Linked DNA regions of Homo sapiens: all the other regions are linked to region 1. The links are chromatin loops, found by intact Hi-C in ENCODE. Cell type or tissue: A673. All regions are shown on one strand. Region 1 has its middle 200 kb from the start of LINC03123. Region 2 overlaps LINC03122 (long intergenic non-protein coding RNA 3122). Region 3 overlaps DEPDC1B (DEP domain containing 1B). Region 4 overlaps NDUFAF2 (NADH:ubiquinone oxidoreductase complex assembly factor 2). Region 5 overlaps NDUFAF2 (NADH:ubiquinone oxidoreductase complex assembly factor 2). Region 6 holds the start of SMIM15 (small integral membrane protein 15).

Region 1 (4,000 bases):
TTGCTGTGGCCACATACTCAGTATTGCACTAAGCATTTCACTTGTCTTATCTCAGTTTATTTTTACAACAAACCCTATAAGAAAATGTCCCCCCAGGAGGCTTATCTGTGAAATACTGTACAATCCCCGCACTCAACTGATGAGAAGACTGAGGTCACATAGCCAACAAGTGGTAGAAGAGTTGGTACTCAATCCAAGGTATTTCTGGCCCCAAAGCCATTTTCTTAATCCTTACCCAATACTGCTCTGAGAACAAATCTCAGATCTCATTTATCTGAGCCTCAGATTCCTCAGTTTAATGAGAGGACTGAATGGTACTATCTGCCAGCTCTGAAATGCTCTACTAAATGAAGGCTTGCTAACTTTGCAGGAAAAAAAGCCATTGAGTCAGGATTTACAATCACATCTCTCTTTTGGTCAGAACTTCAGGTATGTTTCTGAATAAGTGTTTCCACAGTTTCCTCCTGTGTGTGGTGAGTCTGAGAATGTCCTCTTTTGTTAAAAAAAAAAAAAAATCCTCCCCTAGATTCCACATACCAGCTGTAACCTTTTTCTTTGCCCCTTTTATAACCAATGCCTCATAACAGTGGTCAATACTTGCTGCCAACCCTTCCTCATTGTCCATTCTTGCCATCCTGCTCCAGTTTGGCTTTTGCCCAACAATCCACAGAAACCCCTCTTATCAAGGTCTCCTTCAGCCTCCATGATGATCTTCACCTGGAAGGAAACTATAGTTCCATGATACAGAAGAACAGGCAAAAGAAAAAAAAAAAGTCATCTACAGAACAAAACAACATTTGTGAACTATCTTCCCTGAAACTCTTAAGCTAAGTACAAAATGCAAATACACATCATTAGACATATATTCATTATTTTTCATAAAATATCTTAGTACCACAAGAGTTTCTTTTCCTTATTACACTGGTAGTTATTGTGTTCAGGAAAACTGTTAAGTAGTTTAGATTTTATTTGAACAAATATACCTATTTTGCTATTGCTATATATCACCTTAGCATATACTAGGATTATATTACATTTGTTGAGGCTGCCTAAACTAAAGAACATTTCAATATTTTGTAGCCATAGGAGATCATCTGAATTGCCTTCCTTGGGCTTAGGTAGGAAAACAGGCTGAAGGATTAATGACTCACCTAATGTCACATAACTCATATTGGTAGACCTGGAACTAGAAGCCAAATCTCAGAATTCAAATCAAGAATCATGCCATAATACCATTCTCCCTTGATATATTTCAAAAGAGGAGTGGATTTGACACAGTGAGATATGCCTTTTACTAGTCAGTAAGTGACAAGACAGTACTTAAGAAGAATTCTGAATCTCTCCTTTCTAACCCGCCTATTCCCACCCTGTTCTCAATATGTGCTTTGGCCACTTGGGAAGTGGTCCCAAGTCATTGTTTAGTCATGTTAGCTACAGTAATTAGATTTGCAAATGTTTCATCATTAAAAAAATTAGATTAGATTCAAAGTTATATCAATAATAACACCATTTTTATTCATTTTCATTCCAGTATGCTTTTCGGAGTAGAAAATAATACGGGAGGTACAGTTAAAGCTAGTACACCAGGAACTTGGCCTGACATGCAGGCTGTCTTAGGGATGCCTCAGCCTGTCCTCTAGGTTCTACCATAGGAATGGGAATGCCTGTGTACAATTGTCACCACCATGTATGGCAAAGCAGTGGTTTCAAGATGGCCAAAAGGCAGCTCAGATGTTTGGTATGAGACATTCTCACATTGCTTTGCTTTCTTGTTACTAAACATACTACATATTGGGCAGATAATTCTTTAGAACAGAAAAGTTTGGAAACAAATTTTCCTAGATGTTCATGGTTGGAGGATCAGTAGAGGACATAGCTCTCCAACCAAATCCCATTCCATCTGGTCATGAGCCAGATAAGCCAGCCACCGGCTGGGCAAATAGCATTGATGAGATGAAAAGATGTTCCCTTTAGACTGAAGAGATTGGTTTCATAAGAAACCAACCCTGACAAATTTTTCTGTTTCTTTAAAACACAATACTACATTTAAAATGGAGTTGGCCTATGTATCTTTGACCAAATCTTGTTTTCACTTCTGAAATTAGAAGCAACAAGGGAGTTGGGGGGAAAAGCCACCCTCCTCCATCTCCCTGAAGGCCAGAACAGCAGGTGTGCCTATTTTCAGAGGTAAGTGAAATATTTGCCAAATCATTTGGCACATTTCAACACAAAATGTGCCAAATTACCTGTCAAGGCTAAACGGCCTTTTTAGAAGAAAGATAAATGGCCTTCCATACACATTTGCATGGACCCACAGTGCCATCCAGTGGCTCATTATATCGGTCACAAGTGTGCAGGGCTCCACTTGTCTCCCAGGGTTTGGTTCCAAGCTGACCATCCTTGTTATGGCATTGGTTTATTTGGTACCCAGAGCCTTTGGGACTTGGTAAGGTGCAATGCATGCATTTGAAATGAGCTGGGTTGGAGGAGAGTTGGTGTCAAAGCTTGGATGTCTTGCCTATGGTGTCTTGGTGACAGCGCAAGTTTTAGAGATTCTCCAACTAGCAAACATCCATGTACCTTCTTGCATTGAATCAATGCCAAGAACAACTTACTAAACATGTCTAAACATCCCAGATCTTTGTGTTTAGTCTCTAGGCTTTGTCACCTTATGGGGACTGGGCCAGCCAGAGTATAGCAATCAACTTCATTTTACTTCCACTTGGTAAACAATTTTAAAATTCTCTACTCGTCCAATTTCTCCTTTACAATGCTTTTTTTAAGGGACTGAATTTCTCTTTACCAAGAATTCCAGGACTGCTGGGCCATATAAGTTGATGAAAAGTAAGTAAAGAGGAAGGAAGTTAGGAAATAAAAGAGGGAGAAAGAAAAAACAGAGAAGACAGGTTTGATTCTCCTCTTTTCAGACAACTGAAGGGTCAAGCTGACACTATCTCTTCAAATGTCAGTTTCTATAAACTGTAGAGCAAACAGGGTTTTTTAAAGGAAAATGGATCGTATGGTAACAGCAGCAGCTGTATGTTCCCATAAAGAGGTAGATTCCTTTTCAGATAGTAGCTGTGCAATGCTTGTAACAAAACACGGAGCTGGACCAATCAAAAGAACTGAGAACTGCTTCACTCACTCACCAGGTTGTTTCTAAAGGGGTCAGAGCTCTCACTGGGGGAACATTCTGGAAAGGAAACAAGAATCTGAACAGAAATTACAGATCGCTACAAATAGGTTGATTCTTTTCCCATTGGCTTTCCCAGCACAGCTGGACAGTGACCTGTAACATGGTTTAGCTTTAAATTATCTGAACCTGTCAGACTAGATTTAGACATTTTGGTTTGTCACTTTTTCACCTTTTTTTTAAAGGTTCCATCAAGCAAATCCACTGCTCCGATCAGCAGCCTGTTTCCTTCCCAAATAATTTAAATCCATGTGGTTCTAATCTTGACAGACCTGGGTAGACCATACCCACTGGGGCTATAGCTGCCATTTTCCATTTGCTATTTAATTTTATTTTATTTTAATACACTATTTGAAATAATCAGAATTGAAGGAAACATGAAGACTATTAACTAGGTTAATATCCCCATTTTACAGACATGAAAATTGAGGCCCATTTTCCAGTCTTCCTTTTCTAAATGAATACAAATCTTTGGCCTACAGTAAGAGGACATAATAGAAAAAGAGTCAGTTACTTTCACATTTTTTACATTAAGGAAATATCTCCAAACTTGATGTCTTCAACAAATATAATCTAAGAGTTTGGTGAAAAGATTAAGAGAATAGTGTAACTACATTTGTGTCCCCTCCTGCTGCATTCCGGGAGAGGATGTGGAATCTTCAGTGATATGTGGAATGACACACCCATTTGTGCTCTGGTAACAGAGATTCTGAGTTGCCCAGTTCTGGTGTCACTAACAGTAGGGCTGACTCTTTTGGACTTTGAAGCCTTGTAATGGAGAAATTGTGGTTTTTCTGGATTATTCCA
Region 2 (4,000 bases), 250 kb before region 1:
ATCCCTGGCCTTCTCTTTGAGACTGTGGTCCTCATTCTTGTTGACTGTTTCCCAGGCTTACATTATAACACCTGTGATGCTATAAACCCCAGCTACTAACAAATAGTAATAAGATTGTGTCCTCTCATTTTTTGAGCACTAGCAAGGTGCATGCTTAGAAATAATCATAGGATTGATTCAAATTGAATTCTAGGGAAGCAAAGCATTAAAGTAAAGGGAGGTGATAGGATTTATCATTAATAAGGCCAACTGAACTGTGGAGTGGTCAGCGTTTTTTTGAAATCTCTGGTGCATTGTACCAATCAAGCCAAAGAGCCACAATCTAGCGTGTATTTTTAATGCAAGCTGTTCGATGTCATAGCAGCAAAATTAATAATACCCATCTCTCAGAAACCTGATCTCAGCTGATGCTATTTTATCAGGAAAATAATTTCTTATAGTTAGTTGGATGTACCAAACACATGTTTCCAGCTGGTCAGCAATCTTCCTTCTTAACCTTTAATCTGCTCCAGGCTGTTCCTACAGATTACCAGACAAATGACGTTTTGAGAATTATGGGTCTCTGCAGGTTGAAGGAGGCAGCTTCATTGCTACTATTTGGAGGGTTGCCTCCCACTGAAGGTCAGTGTGGGTCTGTGCTTGTGTGGGCCTGGTGGTATATGCAGGGGAGCTATGTGCACTAAGGGAAATGGTTTTGTGTATGCATGCTTTTCTTTTAGTGTGGGTTATCAAGCTGAACCTTTGAAGTGTCATTTTACTTGTTCAGAAGGGAGGCAGAGAGGGGGCCCTAATTTTACAAGTACATGGGGATTTCTTTCCCCTCTCTTAAGTCTCTCTTGAAGAACATCACCCTCCAAATCTGGAGATTTCATCTGCTTTTAAGCTGGAAGCTTCTTCTTTAATGGCTTTGTGACTCACAGAGCTCGGGTGATGGTTGCTTTTTCTGTGTGTAGAACTATAATCCTTCTCAATTATCAAAGACATAAATTACTATTATTTCCTTACCAGATCGAACATCTTGCTTAAATATGTGAAAGAAAAATTGTTGGTTGTCTGGTGAATTTTCCTCTTGGAAAAACTGCCTATTCTTAATCTACAAGTTCAATGAAAGTTCAAAAGTTTATCAGTGCAAACTCTATATTCTAATAATTCATCAACCAGCTTCTACATCCACATCAGTAGACTCCAGGTTGAGACGTTTTTGTCTTTTCTCCCATGTAAAAGTAATCAAACAGCACATTTCCCGGGCATATCACAAAAACCTATTGATCATAATCAGAGCACAGATGGTATGAGAGAGCTTGGCTGACACACAGGCCCTGATGTCAATCACAGGAACAAATTGATTTTGACTGCCCGGTCATGATTCTTCTACCACAGCAGAATTCCATTCAGTGTTGTGTTTGGAGAATTTTGAGCAGACAGCATTTCTGAAGGGGTGTCATAGTCCAAAGTTATCATAGAGGTAAACTTGATTACTGAAAAAATGGTGATTTTAATGTACTTCGTACTTACCTTTACGACAAGAAGGTCAATGTCTTTCTCCTGTGTTGAAAGAGCTCTCATCAATTTAAAATTTATCCTGATTTATGTCTGCTAATTAGGGGAAAGGAAAATACTGATTTGCATTCTTCTATGACAGTATGCAGTGCCATTACTACTTTTCTCCAACTGGATTTGTTTTCTTACTCATTTTTTAAAACTTAATTTCTTTTTCAAAGATGCCAAATCGATGTTTATTTCTAAATTTTACAAATTATTCTCTTTAAAATTTCAAAACAAATGAAACTTTCACCAAATTTGTAGCTCACTTGCACTCCATGGATCTAAATCCCTCATTTAATTTTCTTCCTTTTCCTACACTTCTTATGTTAAGCAATACTTATTTTATAAGATTCTTAAAAAAAAAACCCTAATTATTTTCTGTCCAGAAGTACCCTGCTTTCCAGCCTCTTTACCTGGTGCATGTTATTTTTTCCTTCCTTCCTTCCTTCCTTCCTTCCTTCCTTCCTTCCTTCCTTCCTTCCTTCCTTCCTTCCTTCCTTCCTCCCTTCCTTCCTCCGTCCCTCCCTCCCTCCCTCCGTTCCTAATCCTGGGGTTATCCCTGCTGCAGGGATCTCTGCCATCTCTACATGGGAGCTATGTGCAGGCAGGTGGCCTATAAGTAAATCATGTTAAGTAAAACCTAATAATTTTCATTAAAATTATTAAAGCACTTACACTATCAGTCTTTCCCTTATGACCTGAGCATAGATATGTATGCTGGAGAATAATGCAGAAAGAGAGGGCCAATACCCCCCAATACCACTGTAAAATCCTCTGTGAGAGCCAGATAAGAAGGCACCTTCTTTGATACCATCCATTACTGTCTATTACTTTACTGCTTCATACATCAAGGCTGCCAGGACAAGTTCAACAGGGAATTGGTCTGACTCCATCAGGGAAGGGGTTTGGAATTTGAATGAAGAATGGCTTGGAGACCAGCCTGCTCTGTCTTTATCCTAGCCCCAGCCCCACGCATGTTTTCCACCTGGTCCTTCTTTCTTGTCATTTAGCTATCCTACACCTTTTCTCTCAAATTGCTTCCTACCTATGCCCTCTCACTGATATGGAGAGGGGAGCTAGGCAATGATGCTTTCATATTACTTGTCTTTAAACACCTAAGCCTGCTCTACAGCCATTGTTGATTGAACCAAAAGTGGACATTTCTCTCAAGGGGAACCAATCCATGGACTGGTCTAATCCAACTAGATGCCTCATCTCCAGAATTCAAGTCAAGAGATACACAACCTGGAGTCAGATACTGTTGGGTGCTTGGAATCAAAGGCATATTGGTCCTGGAGGAATCAAAGATCACCCAGGCCTGGGTCAGCCATTTTTGGCCATGTGTACTCTGATGAGTCAGTCAATGGAGAAAGCTTGTCCATGAAGTCAAGAAAGAGATCAAAGCTGGCAAAGAGATGAGAGACTTCAGGCTCCTGTCAGGAACAGAAGAGTAACCCTGGCTCTGGGTTTTGCAGTATCAGACTTGTCAGAATTCCTGTGGCCCAGATCCCCTAGCTCTTGTCCTGGAATGCTCTTACGCTTGCCTGCAGTGCTTTTGAATTGGTCCCTGCTTTTCTTAAACTGGCTGGAATGAGTTTCTATTCTTCACAACCAAATATGCTTTGTCTAGAAAGTCTCCTGTTAGAGAGATTCAGATGGGGAATTTCAGTCTCCTTCATCGCCCTAGTTGAGTGTCTGGAAACTCTAGGAGATCATGTGTTCTCTTCCATTCAGCTGAGTGCAGTTTCACAAGAGAGACTATGCTGGGAGAAGAAGGTATTATTCTTTAAGTGTTCAAATCTCTCAACTTCACCTTCAAGGTCCTTGGCACTCATCCTCCACCTCTCGCTCTGATGATTGTCCTGCTGTGGCTCTGACCACTCACTTAAACCATCTGCTTTATTAATTGTTCCCTCTGGTAGATAAAAGTTGGCAACACTTTTTCTTTTGTCTATTTTTCCCATTGAGAGATACAGTCTAATTCCCATTCCCTTGAACATAGGCTGGCCTTCAAGACCTGCTTAAACATTCGAATGTGGTAGACATGATGTTTGGGTCTTCTAAGGCTAAATCACAAGAAACCTTGCAACTTCTGGCTGTGTCTCTGGGAACAATCTCTTGGAAGCCTCTGCTGCCTTGTAAGAAATCCTACTACCCTGAAGTTGCCATATTGTGAGAAGCCCTAGACAAGGGGCAAATAATAGGGAGTGAGGAAGGGGGAGATAGGGAGAGAGAGAGAGAAAGAGACCACAGACTCCAAGCACCAAACGTATGAGTGAAGAAGCCATGTTGGAAATGGACCCTAGTGCCATGTAGAGCAGAGATAGGCCACCCAGCTGAGCCTTTCCTGAATGACTGCGACACAAAAATTGTGAGAACGATAAAATTTTTGTTTTAATCCACGTAGTTTTGAGGTAGTTTGTCACACACCAACAAAGAACCAGAATATTCCTAG
Region 3 (4,000 bases), 1.3 Mb before region 1:
ATCGCTTTCACCAGTTACCTTAAACGCCTCACCAGCTTCTCTGCCTTACAATCTATTCTGTCCCTATTATTCAATTAACTCTGTTCTAGAACAAAGACTCCATCACTGCTCAAAACACTAACAGTAGCTGCCTTCTCTGTTTCTTTTTTCTTTTTTTTTTTTTTGTTTTTTGTTTTTTTGTTTTTTGTTTTGAGAGGGAGTCTTGCTCTGTTGCCCAGGCCTGGAATGCACTGGCACAATCTCGGCTCACTGCAAGCTCTGCTTCCTGGGTTCATGCCATTCTCCTGCCTCAGCCTCCCGAGTAGCTGGGACTACAGGCACCTGCCACCACGCCCAGCTACAATTTTTTTGTATTTTTAGTAAAGACGGGATTTCACTGTGTTAGCCAGGATGGTCTCGATCTCCTGACCTCGTGATCTGCCCACCTCAGCCACCCAAAGTGCTGCGACTACAGGCGTCAGCCACTGTGCCCGGCCTTTTTTTTTTTTTTCTTCTTTAAGAGACAGGGTCTCACTATGTTCCCCAGGCTGGCCTTAAAAATCCTGTAGCACACCAACACGGCACATGTATACATATGTAACAAACCTGCACGTTGTACACATGTACTCTAGAACTTAAAGTATAATAATGAAAAAAAAAAATCCTGAGCTTAAGGAATCCTCTGGCTTCAGCCTCCTAAGTAGCTAAGACTACAGGCGCATGGCACTATGCCTCGCTTTAATAACTTCTCCTTTTGAAATAAAACCCTACTCCATAGTCAGAAATGTAAGAAATTCCACCAAATGTATCCCTCATGATTTCCTGACCTAAGATTTCTGTTCCAGCCGGGTCATCCTCCTCCCTTTTCTCCCAGGAAGCTTATTTGTGTGTTTTTGACTGACAGCCTTGATCTTGCCATCTTTCCTTTTCCTTCCCATCCCTTCTTTTTATCCAGATCCTGCACTGTTTAGCCGACCCAGGCTGAAGTCCTGCTCCTCCTCCGTCTCCTTCCCCTTCTCCTTCTCCTCCCCATCCCCCTCCCGTTCCATAAGGTTCCAAACACTCCAGTCCACACCAACTGGATCACAGACACAATTCCTACAATGGCCAGGCAGATAACATAATCATGATACAGTCTGGTATAATATTATAGGGAAATGGTGGGGAATGTGGCCACTGGAGTGAGTTTGCCCCATCTAAAGACTTTCCGGTTCATAATGTATTAAGACACTGTGCTAGAAGTTAATAATGTTAAGTGTCTATGAGAAAGAGAACTGAGTGGCTGGGGGAGGGATATGTGAGGAAGGCTTTTCATTGCATATGCCCTTTTGCACTTTGTAAATTTCGAACCACATAAATGTATTATCTTCACAAAATATACAAAATTTAAAAATAAAAAGGAGATAGAAAAAACTTGATGACTAAACCACAATACTGGTCAAACAAAATAGATATGTCAACCCAATGACTGCCAGTGTAACTGATTATTTGTTATGGGTTATTTTAGGTAATTAATTAAATACTGTCTTGATTCTGCTAAGTAGCAGAATCTTTTTCATACAGACACACACACACACACACACACACACACACACTCTCTCTCTCTCTCTCTCTCTCTCTCTCTCTCTCTCAAAAGAGATTATAAAGTCAGGCAGATAAAGAATCACATTATATTTCCTTTTTAGATCCTTCACTGCCACGGATTGGAAAACATGTGATAGGTACTCCATACCTGGAAACATAAAAGTTTAGAACTAAAAAGGATCTTAAAGATCTAGTCCTCCCTGTCATTTTTTTCTTTTTTATTTTTTCTTTTTTTTATGAGACAAGGTCTCTCTCTGTCACCCAGGCTGAAGTACAGTGGCATGATCATGGCTCACTGCACCCTTGAACTCTGGGACTCAAGCTATCTGCCCCACTCAGCCTCTGGAGTAGCTTGGTCTATGGTACATGCCACCACTTCACCTAACTAAACTTTTAACTTTTTGTAAAGACAGGGTATCACTTTGTTGCCCTGTCAGTTTATATTTGAGAAAACCAATGCCCAGTAAGGCTAAGAACTTATCCAACTAATCACAGGACAACAACCCATGACGATGAAATGAGTAAAAACAAAAGAAAAATAAAATCACACTAACAAGTTTTGTGCTTTCCTAGAAAAACAAAAGATGTCCACTAGAGGGAGGAAGTAGTCCATTAATTTAAAGGTGAGGTATCTAAAACGGGTCCAAAAGACCTATTGGGTAGTGATGAAAGAATTTTTCCCAGGGCCACAGAAAATGACTTAAGGGCCACCTCCCTCAAACAACTTAAATTTGAGTTTCTTTCACTGGAGGTACAAATACAGGTTTTGCAAATCTCTAGCTTAAGAAAGTTATTAGCATATGGTAAAATAAAATTTTTTTTTTTGGTGTATAGCCCTATCAAGTTTAACACATGTATACACTTGTGTATCTACCACCAAAATCAAGAAACAGAACTATTCCATTACTCCCGAAAACGCTCCTTCCTGCTCTCCCTTTACAGTCGCACCCTTCTGCCACCCAGCGGTGCTACATTGTATGGATGTACAATAGTTATCCATTCACCCATGGAAGAATGTTTAGGTTATTTCCAGTTACTGGCAATCTATAAATATTCACTTAACGAGTTTTTGTGTAAACATTGTTTTTGTCTCTCTAGGATAAATACCCAGGAGTAGGAATGCTGAATCATATAGTCAATGTACTTATTAACTTTAAAAGAAACTAACTTTTCCAAAGTGACTAACAATCTAGGTGTCCAACAGCAATGTATAAGATTTCCAGTGACTGCATCCTCACTAGCACTAGATATCATTAGTATTTTTATTTTAAACATACTAATAGATACATAGTTGTATCTCCCTAGGGCTTTAATTTGCATCACCCTAATGTATACTACATCAAACATCTTTTCAAATGCCCATCTGCTAACTGCATACTTTTGGTGATATGTCTTTTCAAGTCTTTTGCTCATTTTTCAATTGGATTGCTTGTTTACTTACTGTTGAGTTGATGAGCTCTTTACATATTCTTGATAGCACTCCACTGTCACATATGTGGTTTGCAAATATTTTCCCCATCTGTAGCTTGTCCTCTCATCCTCTCATCCAATGTCTTTCACAGAGCAAAAATTGTTCATTTTGATGAAATCCAGTTTATCATATTTTTCCTTTATGTTTGGTGCTTTTAGTGTCATGTCTAAAAACTCTTTGCCTAATACCAAAACAAAGATTTTTCTCCTGTTTTTCTAAAAGTTCTGTAGTTTTATATTTAAATCTATGATCCACTTTGAACTAATATTTGTATGAAGTATAAGGTTTATGTTGAGGTTCTTTTTTTATTTTGGCACATGCATGGATGGATGCCCAATTATTCCAACATAATTTGCTGAAAATACTCATCTTTTCCCATTAAATAGAATTTACATCTTTGTAAAAAAATCTATTGGCATATTTATATGTATCTGTTTCTGGACTCTCTATTCTGTACCACTGATCTATATGTCTTTCACTTCACCAACACCATAGTATTAACTTCTATGGCTTTCTATACTAAGCCATAAAACTGGGTAGTATGATTCCTCTGCTTTTTACATTAAGAACTGTGAAAGTAACATTATTCAATAAATCTGGCGATAGCTACATAACAAACTTTAGTTTCAAATTAAAATCAGTATTTTGAAAATAGGCCAGAAAAGCAAGAAAGTATGAGAGAAAAGGAATAGAAAGAAAGAGGAAGAAAAAGAGAAGTTGAAACATGAGAATGACACACACAGAGGTAGAAACAAAAAAGAAAAAAGAGAAGGAAAGAAAAAAAGGAATGAGACAGGCAGGAAATAAAAAGAAAATGGTCCCTACATGTTAGATCTCAATCCCCACCATCTGAGCTGTGAATTTCTACCTGTAAGCCATGAAAACCTTCCCAGTTCAACCACCCACCAGAGCTAGCACCAGTGATGAGAGCAAGTCAGGAGCCATGTATAGGCTCCATGCCAGAGA
Region 4 (4,000 bases), 880 kb before region 1:
TAAGTAGAAGGGTGATAGTCCCACACAACCCCATGGACAAAGTAGGATCATATGGAATGGAGTAGTTTCCTAAAGAAACAATAAAGAATAGACATCAGAATACAATATGGTTAGGTTTTTAAAATTAATATAGACATGAAATGAGAGGGACCTGGATGAAGGTCTTGGTGTGGATATAAAGGGAAATATTGAAATAAAATATATTTTGTTGAAAGTTTGCATTGTCAGGGAGGGAAATAGTAGAAAAAACAACTGAACTTTAAAAAACAATTAAAAATTTTAATTTTGGTAAAAAATAAAACATATGAGGTGGTAGGATCACTTGAGGCCAGGATCAAGACCAGTCTGGGCAACATCACGAGACCCCATCTCTACAAAAAATTTAAAACTTAGCTGGGCACGTTGGCATGTGCCTGTAGTCCTAGCTACTCCAGAGGCTGAGGTGGGAGGATTTTTAGAGCCCAGGAGTTCAAGGCTGTAGTGAGTCATGATCACACCACTGTACTCATTCCTGGGTGACAGAGTGAGACTATGTCTCTAGAAAAAACAAAAATAAAATAAAAATATAACATCTTAAGCAGTTTGAAGTGTACAGTTCAATATTTTTAAATATATTCACATTGTAAAAACAACTGTAGTTTTTGAATTAGGAAATGAGTAAAGTAATAGTCCTATCAAAATATTTGAGAGATTTGAAAGGAAATGCAGTTCAGGCCTGGGAGAGGTGGGTGTCATAAACACTGATCAAGCAGGCCAGACCATAGGTTTCCAAGTCCTAGGGAGCCAATAGAATAGTCCTGGGCAGGTGATTTGTGAGACAGGAGTAGCTAACAGTGAGGAAAATGGTCTACACCTGGGCAGTTGACGTCACCATTAGACCAAATCTCAGTAGCATTCAGTAACGATTTCTAGAACTGAGATACAGGGCAAAATCCAAGGAACAAAACCCCCTTGCTACTTAATTGGTACCAGCAACAAAAGTGACTTCATATTGACAGACTGACTTGGGATATCTTACATGTTCCTCTGCTTCAATGCAAAATTCCCACAGGTAGGAACTTATAGGCCTTACTCATAAAGATCAGACAATTTCAGGGACTAGATGCTAAGCTCAGTATTACAGGAAGATACAGAACTCTGTGTAGCAGAAGTATAAAGACATACAAGTAGAGAGCATTGCTTTAAACAAAAGTTTATGACTGGAGCTCATTGAGTGGTTAGAGTTATAGATGTAATCCTGTTAGTTTCCATCGCTGAGATAAAGTTAAAATAATGAGAGCTGTTCTCTCATGTGTCATTAGTATAACTTTAAGGGGTCACTGCAAAGTAGGAATGGACCTTATTGTTATCAACAAATATTTGAGTGTTTCATTATATGTAGTGTAAGATTTAAATTTCACAAGACAAGGAGATGTATATTAACTCTTAAGAAGAGGAAAATATATATAGTATTGCTTTGTTTTAGCATTCTATTCCTTTATTTACCATGTATGCCACTACAGAAGACTTTATACTTTTATATGTTTTAATAATATGGCAAGTTTCCCAACTTACAAATCAGTTGAATCCTAAAAATTCCATGTATGTAGCTTGTTGAAATTCAACACATTTTAAAATAGAAATTGTGTTGTAAATTGTAGTTCTGTTTCCAGAATAATTCACAAATTGCTTTTAATTCACAATTCATCTTCATTGCTTCATATTAGCAAACATTGATTAGCAGTGAAATCAAGTGGTAAAGTAACTCTACAGGTTTTTGAAAGGAGATATGAAAGATAAAAAAGGAGTTGTATGTGTATATGAGAAAAACACTTTTTCAGGTGGGTGTGAGTGAGCTGAAATAAAAAAGGCAGAATAAAAAGCCCAAATTATGCATTATCTTTCTAAAGGTAAGAAAGCAGATACTGATTTCAGATTTTTCCAATACCTTTGCCAGCCAATAAGTGGTGCTATTGTCACAGAATAGTTAGGTTGTTCTGCAGCACAAAGCAAAGGGGGAAGATGTGGAAAGTATATGCCAAGTGGTTGTAAAATGGGTTGTGAAAAGGAGGCAGAAATAAAAAAGGGAGGCAGCATGAACCTGACTATATGTGGACACTGTTTTTGTAGTATAGGAGGTGATTATGCTAGTACATTTTCTTAAATTTCCATGTAAAAATTAAACATAATTCAAGACACACCTTTCCTTATCCATTCAATTTTCTTTGAGCTTTAGTTTCCTCAATTATAAAAGTGAAGATTGTTGTGAGAATTAAGAAAATAAAAATAAAGTGTCTATTAATATCATATACATAATGCTCAATAAATATAATTCTGCTCATCTAAATGAGTCAGATAACATTAATAAGCCAAATTAACATAATATTATTGACACGTTGCTAAATTAGCCTAAATTACATGATCTTCAGAACCTGGAAGCTTATAAGAAAGTAGCAAGAAATAGGGAAAAAATGTTGAGCTTTGTCATTTGCTACTAAGAATAAAGAATTGTTCAACTCCAATTATTTTATTCTTTTGTAGGTAAATATCCAGGCATGGGCTATCAGTACATCCTTGAGTAGAGAGGCAGGCTCCATTTTTATATGCACTCTGTTTTTGGAGACCCCCATCTTAAAGTAATACCATGTGGCATATCTTACTATTAGTGACTGTAGTGTTTATCTTTTTGAGCATCATTGAGAAATAATGAATAAGTAGGTAAAAATTGCAAGATTAATGGTCTTTTTGCAGCCTTCACAAGCAAAATGGAATCAACTTTTCTTTTTCATGCTCCTACAGCCTGCCTTTTGGTGCAATCACAGCTTATTAGCATATCTTTCTAACAGCGAACTAAAATAGAGAACAAAGATAAAATTCATGTCATCCAATTTTGTTAGTTATTAGCCAGGGTAAAGTTTGTCATAGGAAGAGTTTAAACGAATGACTAAAATCATATGATGCTATGGCTGGGCACGGTGGCCCACACCTGTAATCCCAGCACTTTGGGATGCCAAAGCAAGAGGATCACCTGAGGTTGGCAGTTCAAAACCAGCCTGGCCAACATGGTGAAACCCCGTCTCTACTAAAAATACAAACATTAGCTGGGCATGGTGGCGCGTGCCTGTAATCCCCAGCTACTCAGGAGGCTGAGGCATGAGAATCGCTTGAACCAAGGAGGCCGAGGTTGCGGTGAGCTGAGATCACGCCATTGCACTCCAGCCTGGGCAACAGAACGACACTCTGTCTCCAAAAAAAAAAAAAAAAAAAAAAAAAAAAAAATATATATATATATATATATATATATATATATATTTATATGGTGCTATATAAAAACTTTTGATGGAATTTTCTATCCTGTCTTTCCTTTTACTGCTGGTAATTGGCCTCAGACTACCTAAATCTTTCCCTTCACAGCAGCCTGCAGTTCTGGGGAGTCAAAGTATTAAAAATGCCTCTCCAGTGAAGGCCTGCTTGCTTGATGACAAGTGAATTGGAGAGTTGTTTTTCCCTCTTGTTGTTCAGACTTCTTTGTCTTTTCCTAAGCACTTCTTATTCCAACATGAGAAAATGACTTCTCACTGAACTCATCCTTTCTGAACACTGGAAGCAAGCCTTAAATCAAGTTCTAGCTTTAAATCATAGATTCACAGCTGAAGTAGGCTTTACATGTTCTTGGAAAACAGGATTGTAGGGAAAATGCTACATTGTCTTACAACCAGTTACTCAGTAGTTTGTGAAAGATTGCTTGACTAACTAAATGAAGAATAGTATAGGGAAAGAAGTAAATGTATGGTGGTCTTTCTGCCCATTGGCAAGATCTTGATTTTGTTTAGTAAATGAATATATGTATTCACAGATGGACTGGGGAATCTCAGAAGTACAGTACTTGGTCTGAATCAATGATTTTCACAGGACTCTTTAGAATCCTAGGAGTGTGAGGAGGTAACTACATGTAAGGGGAGGGGAGAAAAGGTGGGTGGTACTCTGAACCCCTCCCTTAACCAGAGAGGCTCTGCTTGAA
Region 5 (4,000 bases), 980 kb before region 1:
ATCAAGGAACTCATGACCTCAAGTGATCTGCCCGCCTCAGCCTCCCAAAGTGCTAGGATTACAGGCATGAGCCACCGTGCTCTGCTGTCCTTTTTTTTTTTTTTAAATAGTAGCCATCCTAACAAGTATAAGGTGATAGCTTATTGTGGTTTTAACTTGATTTCCTTGTTGGCTAGTGATATTGAGAACCTTTTCATATACTTGTTGGCTATTTTGTATGTTTTCTTTGGAGAAATGCCTGTTAGTTCCTTTGCCCATTTTAAAATCAATTTATTTGGTTTTTTGCTATTAAGTCATAGAAGTCACTGATACATTTTGGTTTTTAATCATTTATGAGATATGGTTTGCAAATATTTGTCCTATTCCATAGGTTGCCTTTGTATCCTTTGCTTTGCAGAAGTATTTTGGTTTGACGTAATCAGACTTATCTATTTTTGCTTTTGTTGTTTTGTGCTTTTGGTGTCATATCCAAGAAATCATTGCCAAAGCCAATGTCAAGAAGCTTTTTCCCTGTTTTCTTCTAAGAGTTTTGTAGTTTAAGGACTTACATTGAAATCTTTAATTCATATTGAGTTGATTTTTATATACAGTGTGAGATAAGCGTCCAATTTCATTCCTCTGCATGTGGATATCTAGTTTTCCCAATACCATTTATTTGAAGAGATTATCTTTTCTTCACTGTGTGTTCTTGGCATAATTGTCAAAACTCACTTGTCCTCATGTGTGGGTTTATTACTAGGTTCTGTCTTCTGTTCCAATAGTTTATATGTCTGGTTTTATACTGGTACCATACTGTTTTGATTACTGTAGCTTTTAAACGTATTTTGAAATCAGACAGTGTGATGCGTCCAGATTTGTTCTTCCTGCTTAAAATTGTTTTGGCTACTCAGTGTCTTCTTGTAATTCCATATGAATTTTAGGATTGTTGTTTCTATTTCTGGAAAAAAAAAGTCATTGGAGTTTTGTTAGAGATTGTGTTGAATCTGTAGATTGCTTTGGGTAGTATGAGCACTTTAACAATATTAATTCTTCCAGTCCATGAACATATCAGATGTCATTGCATTTATTCCTGTCTGCTTGAAAGCATTTCTTTCATCCATGTTTTATAGTTTTCAGTGAATAAGTCTTTCACTTCCTTAGTTTGTTGCTAAATATTTTACTTTATTGATGTTATTGTAAGTAGGTTGTTTTCTTAATTTCCTTTTCAGATAATTTGTTGATAGTACCTAGACATGCAATAGATTTTTGTATGTTGACTTTGTTTTTTTTTTTTTGAGATAGAGTCTCGCTCTGTCACTCAGGCTGGAGGGCACTGGCGCGATCTCAGCTCACTGCAACCTCTGCCCCTGGGGCCTAAGTGATCCTCCTAAGTACTGGGACTACAGATATGTGCCACCATGCCCAGCTAATTTTTGTATTTTTTGTAGAGATGAGATTTCACCATGTTGCCCAGGCTGGTTTTAAACTCCTGGGCTCAAGTGATCCACCTGCCTCGGCCTCCCAAAGTGTTGGGATTATAGGCATGAGCCACCATGCCTGGCCTCTATGTTGACTTTGTATCCTGCAACTTTGCTGAATTCATTCATTAGTCTGAACAGCTTTTTTTGTGTGTGGAATCTTTGGGGATTTCTATATGTAAGGTCATCATCTGTGGCTTCTTCCGCTCTAATTTGGATGCCATTTATTTGTTTTTCTTGCCTAGTTGCTCTTGCTAGAACTTCTGTTTTTGAATAGGAGTGGTGAGAGTAGGCATCCTTGTCTCATTCCTAACCTTAGAGGAAAAGCTGTCTGTTTTTCACTCTTGAATATAATATTAACTGTGGATTTGTCATATATGGCCTTCATTATGTTGAGGTGCATCCCTTCTATACCTGACACTAAGAATTTTTATCTTAAAAAGGACTGAATTTTGTTAAATGCGTTTCCTGCATCTATTGAGATGGTCATACAGTTTTTGTCCTTCATTTTGTTGATTTGGTATATCACATTGATTTGTATATGTTATCTCAATTTTTTGAAGTGTTACTTATACGTTTATAAAAGTTGTGAGCCAAGAAAAATTTGTGCTGAGGTTTTTATGAAAACATTTACTGCCAAACTATATTTTCTATACTTTCTGTATTTCTGTGTGAGTATATTTAGACACACGTATATTTGGATTATCAGTGTGCCAAACATTATTTATAATATCATCTCCTGAATTTTATATTTTATTTTTTTTAGTTAAAAAGAAAATACTGCCTTTTGAATATGAAGTTCTCAAACACTTTTGAGAAACCAGATCAAAAGAGGTATTAACCAAACTTTGAGAAACCGGATCAAAAGAGGTATTAACCAATTTTAAAGTTGATAATTTAAAATTGAGGTTTGCTAATCAGAAATAGAATTTTGCTTATAACTGAAGGGTGTTTTATACCTTTTGTGCTTCCTTTTTAAGAATATTAGTTGGATTTTACCTTTTGTTCTAACTTGAGAATCACTGTTTTATTTATTTTTAATTATTGAATTAAAATATAGTAGAGAGAATGAGAAAGCAAACCTCCACATACCTGAAGCTTACTTTTTACAGTTATACTTGTGGTTAAATATAATTTTCTTCCTAACCCCCAGTTATCTTTCCTATTTTATTTTGAAGCAGGTAACAAACATCTTGTCAATTTACCTATAAACATTTCAGTATGTATCTTTTAAACACAAGCACTCCTGTTTTTAAATGTAACAATAACACCATCATCATATATAGAAATAAATCCCTTAATATCATCAGATATCCAGCCATTCACATTTTCTTGGTTATCGTATAATGTTATAATGTTCTTGTTTATTGGCTGATCTGTTTACTTTTTTTTTTTTTAACAGTTTATGTCTCTATAGATTCTCCCTTTATCTTTTTAAAAGCTGTTCTTCTGATTCCTGATTACCCTCCTTAGATGTCTTTTGCAGCATAGCCCTCAATTTACTTGAAATTAGCTGTCTGCACCCAGACAGACCCCAGTGAATATTACAGGCCAGTAGCTCCTCATTGTGCTCTGGTAGAATTACTTTGGTAGAACTGTATTCAATACAGAGTTCCTTCACTTTCAGCCCCTGCTAGTGGGAATCTGAAGACTGTCAGTATCAGGTGAAAGTTGTAGTTGCCTGTGAGAAATAGGGAAGGGGCTCATTGGGACACTGACCATGTGTTATTGTTTGGGTTTGTTCTTTTGGTGTTTTCTTTTTGCTGTTTTTTGAAAAACCTGTATTTTGTGTATAACCTGTATTAGTGATAACCAGGACTCCCTGTAGTAGCACTAGTGGCATTTTTGAATTTTTTGGACTTGACTGTTAACATTTGCCACTTGCTCTTAGCCTTGCTCCTCCAATTTTGGGGTTTTCTCAGAACCTATTTTTGGAAAACTATATTGATTCTTTCTAAGCAAGTCTGTTCACTTGTGCTAATTCACAGGCCAGTCAGCACTGCTAAGTTTGCTTTTCATCTCATCCTGTGTCATTTGTTAATTTTCTCATGTGACAGATAGTTATTGACTACTGCTCTAAGCAAAACATCTGTTTTATGTATTTCAGAACTTTTGGCCTTAGTGTCTGACCTTTTAATGGTACCTTTGTTTTCTAGCATAGCTGTATCTCCTCTCATATATTCTTTAATAAATTCAATTGGGTTTTGGGAGATAAAGGAAGTAAACATGAATCATAGGCTATTTTAATCTGAAGTTTTCATATTTAATTTGTAACAAATTGAAAACACATTTTTTTCATTCATTTTGTTCTCAGCTACTTATAATCTTCCAATCTTTTTAGTGATACTTAAAGTAATGATAACTATTATTTATTAGGTGCTAACTCTGATTACTTAACATTTTTATAACAACCATGTAACCAGGGATTATTATCCTCATTTTAAATATGAAGTGATTGTTATGTTTCTGAATACTTAAATGTACTTTATATGCATGTGCCTGGATATAAAGTAGATGCTGAAAAAGCAGCTATTCAGTGAATT
Region 6 (4,000 bases), 770 kb before region 1:
ATGCATTCTCACATGCCTCCTATATTCAAGACAAACTTTATTTAGGAGGAGGCTTTTATAAAAATCTTGAGTTTTCTGTGGTCATTCCAGGAAACAGCTGAATACAGTTTGTCATTTTTTGACATATCCTTAGTATTACTAATTAACAAAAATACAAATCAGCAAATTTGGTGTTTGAAAAGGACAAGCAACAGAGCATGTGAAATGCTCGCAGAGAAGGAGAGATGACTATTTCCCCGAATGGGAAGGAGAGGGTAAGGGAGTCATGACATCGCATTAATATGCCAAAGAAGCAAAAAGTACTGTGCTATTTTATGCCCTTTCAGCTTTGAGGACCTCTGTTGGAATAAGCCTAATTTAATAAATGAGAAAGTAGCCTTAACAGATGCCATGTGTTTTGTTCCTTTTTGAGTGTAAGGAAAAGGCAACTGGCAAATGAGGATTATGTGACTTGAGTGACGTTTTCTATTTTGCCCCAGAGGCTTTTCTCCCTTTCATGTTTGTGTCAACCGCTATTCAAAGTGGAGAATTAGAATACCTGGGTAGGGAATGAGTGTATATACATCCACTTACAATTTCAACTGGAATTTTTTTAAAAAAATCATCTACCTTATGCTTGAGTAGTGATCCCTTAACTTTGTCCTGGTGTTATTAGTGACCCAATCACGACTTCAGATGACCCTTGGTAGTCTGTCTTCTTGAGTTCTACTGTACACATCTGAGAGACGGTTTAAATTCTGTACAATTGGCTAGTTGGAAAGAATACAAAAAATAAAACAAAATTTAAGTCACAATTTCAGGATAATTGTAATAAAATTTTAAATGGAAAATTTCTATATTGTATATATGCAACCTATATGACATCTAAAATTGCCTATCCGGTATAGTAACTTAATACGTTTCTTCCTCATTTGAATTTACAATTGCAAATGCCCTGTAAGAAAATCCTAATTACTGGAAATCAAGTATTTTACTAAGTTACTTATTTCAATAATAAAATTTTTTTAGTTCATTGACATACGGGAGACAAGTTGGCTCACTGACTGACTTACACAGCGTATCCGTTCCTAGATTTTCAATTTTTATACTAAAAATGTTGCCACTCATTTATTTACTGGATTAGGTACACCACTACAAAATCAAACAGCTCATCTTACTCTTTATAAAGGTTTTTTTGGGTCCATCATACAATTTGTGTCCTTTACTTAAAAAATTAGAAGACATAACCAAACAAATTATAGTAATTCACCCACAGTCCCATTACCCCAAGAAAACTGTGACTAGTTTTAATTATATCTTCCCCACGATTTTCAACTGAACACACATGAAAGTGCCTAATACGTTAAATATCTTAGCTCCTGGACTTCATACGACCTCACCCATACAGTTAGAATTAGGTACTACTGAGATCGATCTGCCTTCACCTTCTCCAGCCCAGTAGCGAATAAACAATGTAAGTTTCAGAAATAAGCAAAAGAACTTTGCAGTAAAAGAGCCATGGTCCACAGGCCACACATCTCCCTGCAACTCAACTTCGGACCCAAACGCTCGCGCCTCCACACTTTCAGGAATAAATCCTACTCTTCCGCCCAAAACGGATCGACCAGGCTCGATCTCCCAACCAGACCCGCGTGGCCCCTGCGGCTGCAACGGGTAGCACTTGACGGCCGTCCGCACTTCCTCCTTTGTCTTTCCCTTATTCCTTACGTTTCTCCCTTGCTCACTCTTCCCTCCTTACCCTATCGGGGCTGCAGACCCACGGAGGCCACGTTCACTCCTGCCCGTCGGCCTTGGCAAGCGCGGGCCCCTTGTCGCGCAGAGCGGAGGGTCCTGGGAGATCCTGGGTTGGCCCAGCCACACCTTGCGCCGCCGCCGTTTCTGCTGGACACCAGGAGAAAACCACGGCAGCTGCAGCCACCAACTTCCCCTACATAGCCCCACGGGATCGGATCCCACTCCCCACTCACCGCCAGACCGGAAGCAGGAAGGCGGAAGTCGCGGCCTTTGCGTCCCGCCCACAGGCGACCCGAGCCGCCAGCCGGGCGTGAGTAAGTCTAGGGCCCAGTTTCCGGCTGCGCCATTGCTGTGTGGGTCTTGGGACCTCGAGTTGGAGGACGCGGGAGGGTGGGGGCGGGGGCAGGGCAGCGCTGAGATTTCCGGGGAGCGGCAGGTGAGGCCGCGCGGGGCGGGTGACGGCACCCGGGCGGGCTCCTTTCCAGGCTGGAGCCCGAGACTGCCACGTCCTGCGGGGACCAAGTGGTGGGCGAGGAGGCGTGGAGCGGCTTCAGGACTCGAGGAGCGGTTCCGAAGCAGCTAGGGACTTTTGCCTTTGCCCCCCGAGGTCGATCGGAAGACAACCCCCATCCCCTGCTGTAGCGGGACAGTTGGAGGGTCATGGGTGGGTGAAGTGTTTGGCTGAGGGAAACTCAGACCAAAGAGCAGCGGCAAGAAAGCAGTTGGGTCCCCACAAAACGCCCGAAGTCAAGGTGAGGGTCACACAACGACTCTTGACGATTCCGGCGAGTTCATCCTGGTGCACATCCCACTCCATGCCTCTCTCTTCTGGTTGGACAATAGTTACATCCTTACGAAAAGGAGGCAAGCTACTGGGCCTTGGTGGATCCACTCAACCTTGTTACCAAGGGACATGCCGCCATGCTATGTGAAAAGGGGGGTTTTGTTGTTTGTTTTTAATTTAAGTATCTAATTCGTTTCACGAAAGAATGATCAATACCGGCCCAGAGTAAACTTGATAAGTAATTAAACTGTCAGGGCATAGAGTTCCCATAGAGGTGCTTGTTCTTTCAATACACAAATAAAGGGATGCAAAAGTCAACATGCAGAAAGGGTGAGTTAATATTGTCTTCTAATCTACAGGAACTGAAAGATTAGCTAATCTGGTTTGGTTGGTGACCAAATTTTGTGATTGCTTGCACTGTTTGACTACCTCTGACAAATGTTGCAAGACCTCTTCACTGATTCTCCAAAGACTATAGAATGTTCTCTTTCAGGAGCAAGCTGCGACATGTTTAACTAGTTTAGGTAAAACAACAATAACTGTTATTTACCAGGGAACAGGCTTTTGGCAGATAATCTAACGATCTACGATACTGTTCGTTGGGCATATGTTAATGTTTGTAATGTTGTATTACCAGCAGTTGTTTTCTTACTCCTTTTTATTTGAAAACCTGGATGATAGTTTCAAAGCCTATGCTGCTTAGGCCTAGCCTGTACCTTAGTAGCCAGAAAAAGTAGACTCAGTCACTGGATTGTGTGCACTGAATACTTACTTGAGATAACTGATTTTTCTAAAACTTCCCCAAGTCTTGAATCCAAGATGTGGGCAGAATGTATTATTTTAACATCCTTCGTTCCAGAGGCCAATGCGTGTTTTATTTTAATCATGATAGGTGGTTTTCCCAGTTACTGCCTCCGGATACTTGCAGTGCTGCATCCCTAGTTAAAAGCCCAGAAGTCTTGGGCAGGAAGGAAGGGCATATAAAGAGAAAGCCTTTGTAGTTCTTTAGCTGTAATCTAGACCAGGGGTCCCCAACGACGGACTGGTACCTGGTTTGCAGCCTGTTAGGAACGGGGCCGCACAGCAGGAGGTGAGCGATGGGTGAGTGAGCATTTCCGTCTAAGTTCCGCCTCCTGTCAGATCAGCAGCATCATTAGATTCTCATGGTGCGAACCGTAATGTGAACTGCATGTGCGAGGGATCTAGGTTGTGCGCTCCTTATGATAATCTAATGCCTGATGATCTGAGGTGGAACAGCTTCATCCTGAAAGCATCCCCCATCCCCGTCCATGGAAAAATTGTTTTCCACGAAACCAGTCCTGGATGCCATTAAGGTTGGAGACTGCTGATCTAGACCATGCCTTTACAATCTAAGTTTGCTCATCTAGCTTCAAGTTACAGGACAGTCTGCAAGACCAGGAACAGCATAGGGGTTGCCACAGTGGAGCTCCTTACTGCAGTCTGCATTGCCTTAACTAAAGG

Evidence for each region. A loop is a pair of places that touch in the nucleus more often than their neighbours do. Peaks named below come from ENCODE experiments on the same cell type or tissue, not always from the same donor. Only the 100,000 strongest peaks of a DNase experiment are listed, where the experiment ranks them.
Region 2: it touches region 1 in a loop (18-fold over the local background); 2 of 110 quality-filtered maps call a loop at or near these places.
Region 3: it touches region 1 in a loop (4-fold over the local background); 34 of 110 quality-filtered maps call a loop at or near these places.
Region 4: a loop joins it to region 1, with 10 times the contacts of the local background. A loop is called at or near these places in 23 of 110 quality-filtered maps.
Region 5: a loop joins it to region 1, with 10 times the contacts of the local background. A loop is called at or near these places in 35 of 110 quality-filtered maps.
Region 6: it touches region 1 in a loop (5-fold over the local background); 11 of 110 quality-filtered maps call a loop at or near these places.

The regions. Positions count from the first base shown.
Region 1 is chr5:61,931,893-61,935,892 of GRCh38, forward strand. No RefSeq gene overlaps it. Among named protein-coding and RNA genes, the nearest start is that of LINC03123, 200 kb to the left of the region's middle. In A673, a CTCF peak has its summit at 2,326 (motif pointing left); a DNase peak (open chromatin) is centred at 2,309; H3K27ac peaks cover 892 bases.
Region 2 is chr5:61,682,006-61,686,005 of GRCh38, forward strand. All of the region lies in intron 1 of LINC03122 (long intergenic non-protein coding RNA 3122), which reads left to right. The region is part of intron 5 of LINC03152 (long intergenic non-protein coding RNA 3152); the gene reads right to left. Among named protein-coding and RNA genes, the nearest start is that of LINC03152, 14 kb to the right of the region's middle. In A673, no CTCF peak of the experiment used is centred here; DNase peaks (open chromatin) are centred at 816, 1,466 and 2,096; H3K27ac peaks cover 3,850 bases.
Region 3 is chr5:60,675,754-60,679,753 of GRCh38, forward strand. All of the region lies in intron 2 of DEPDC1B (DEP domain containing 1B), which reads right to left. Among named protein-coding and RNA genes, the nearest start is that of DEPDC1B, 22 kb to the right of the region's middle. In A673, CTCF peaks have their summits at 2,147 (motif pointing right) and 2,347; a DNase peak (open chromatin) is centred at 2,188.
Region 4 is chr5:61,053,663-61,057,662 of GRCh38, forward strand. All of the region lies in intron 1 of NDUFAF2 (NADH:ubiquinone oxidoreductase complex assembly factor 2), which reads left to right. Among named protein-coding and RNA genes, the nearest start is that of SMIM15-AS1, 110 kb to the right of the region's middle. In A673, a CTCF peak has its summit at 1,937; a DNase peak (open chromatin) is centred at 1,979.
Region 5 is chr5:60,954,659-60,958,658 of GRCh38, forward strand. All of the region lies in intron 1 of NDUFAF2 (NADH:ubiquinone oxidoreductase complex assembly factor 2), which reads left to right. Among named protein-coding and RNA genes, the nearest start is that of NDUFAF2, 11 kb to the left of the region's middle. In A673, no CTCF peak of the experiment used is centred here; no DNase peak of the experiment used is centred here.
Region 6 is chr5:61,160,479-61,164,478 of GRCh38, forward strand. SMIM15 (small integral membrane protein 15) reads right to left here and starts at 1,990. Exons shown (of 3, transcript NM_001048249.4): 1 at 1,739-1,990; 2 at 610-749. It overlaps SMIM15-AS1 (SMIM15 antisense RNA 1), which reads left to right and starts at 1,838. Exons shown (of 4, transcript NR_109908.1): 1 at 1,838-2,048. RefSeq lists enhancers at 1,157-2,053, 1,539-1,618, 1,689-1,948, 2,479-2,578, 2,619-2,678 and a silencer at 2,129-2,238. In A673, no CTCF peak of the experiment used is centred here; a DNase peak (open chromatin) is centred at 2,033; H3K4me3 peaks cover 3,538 bases; H3K27ac peaks cover 2,010 bases.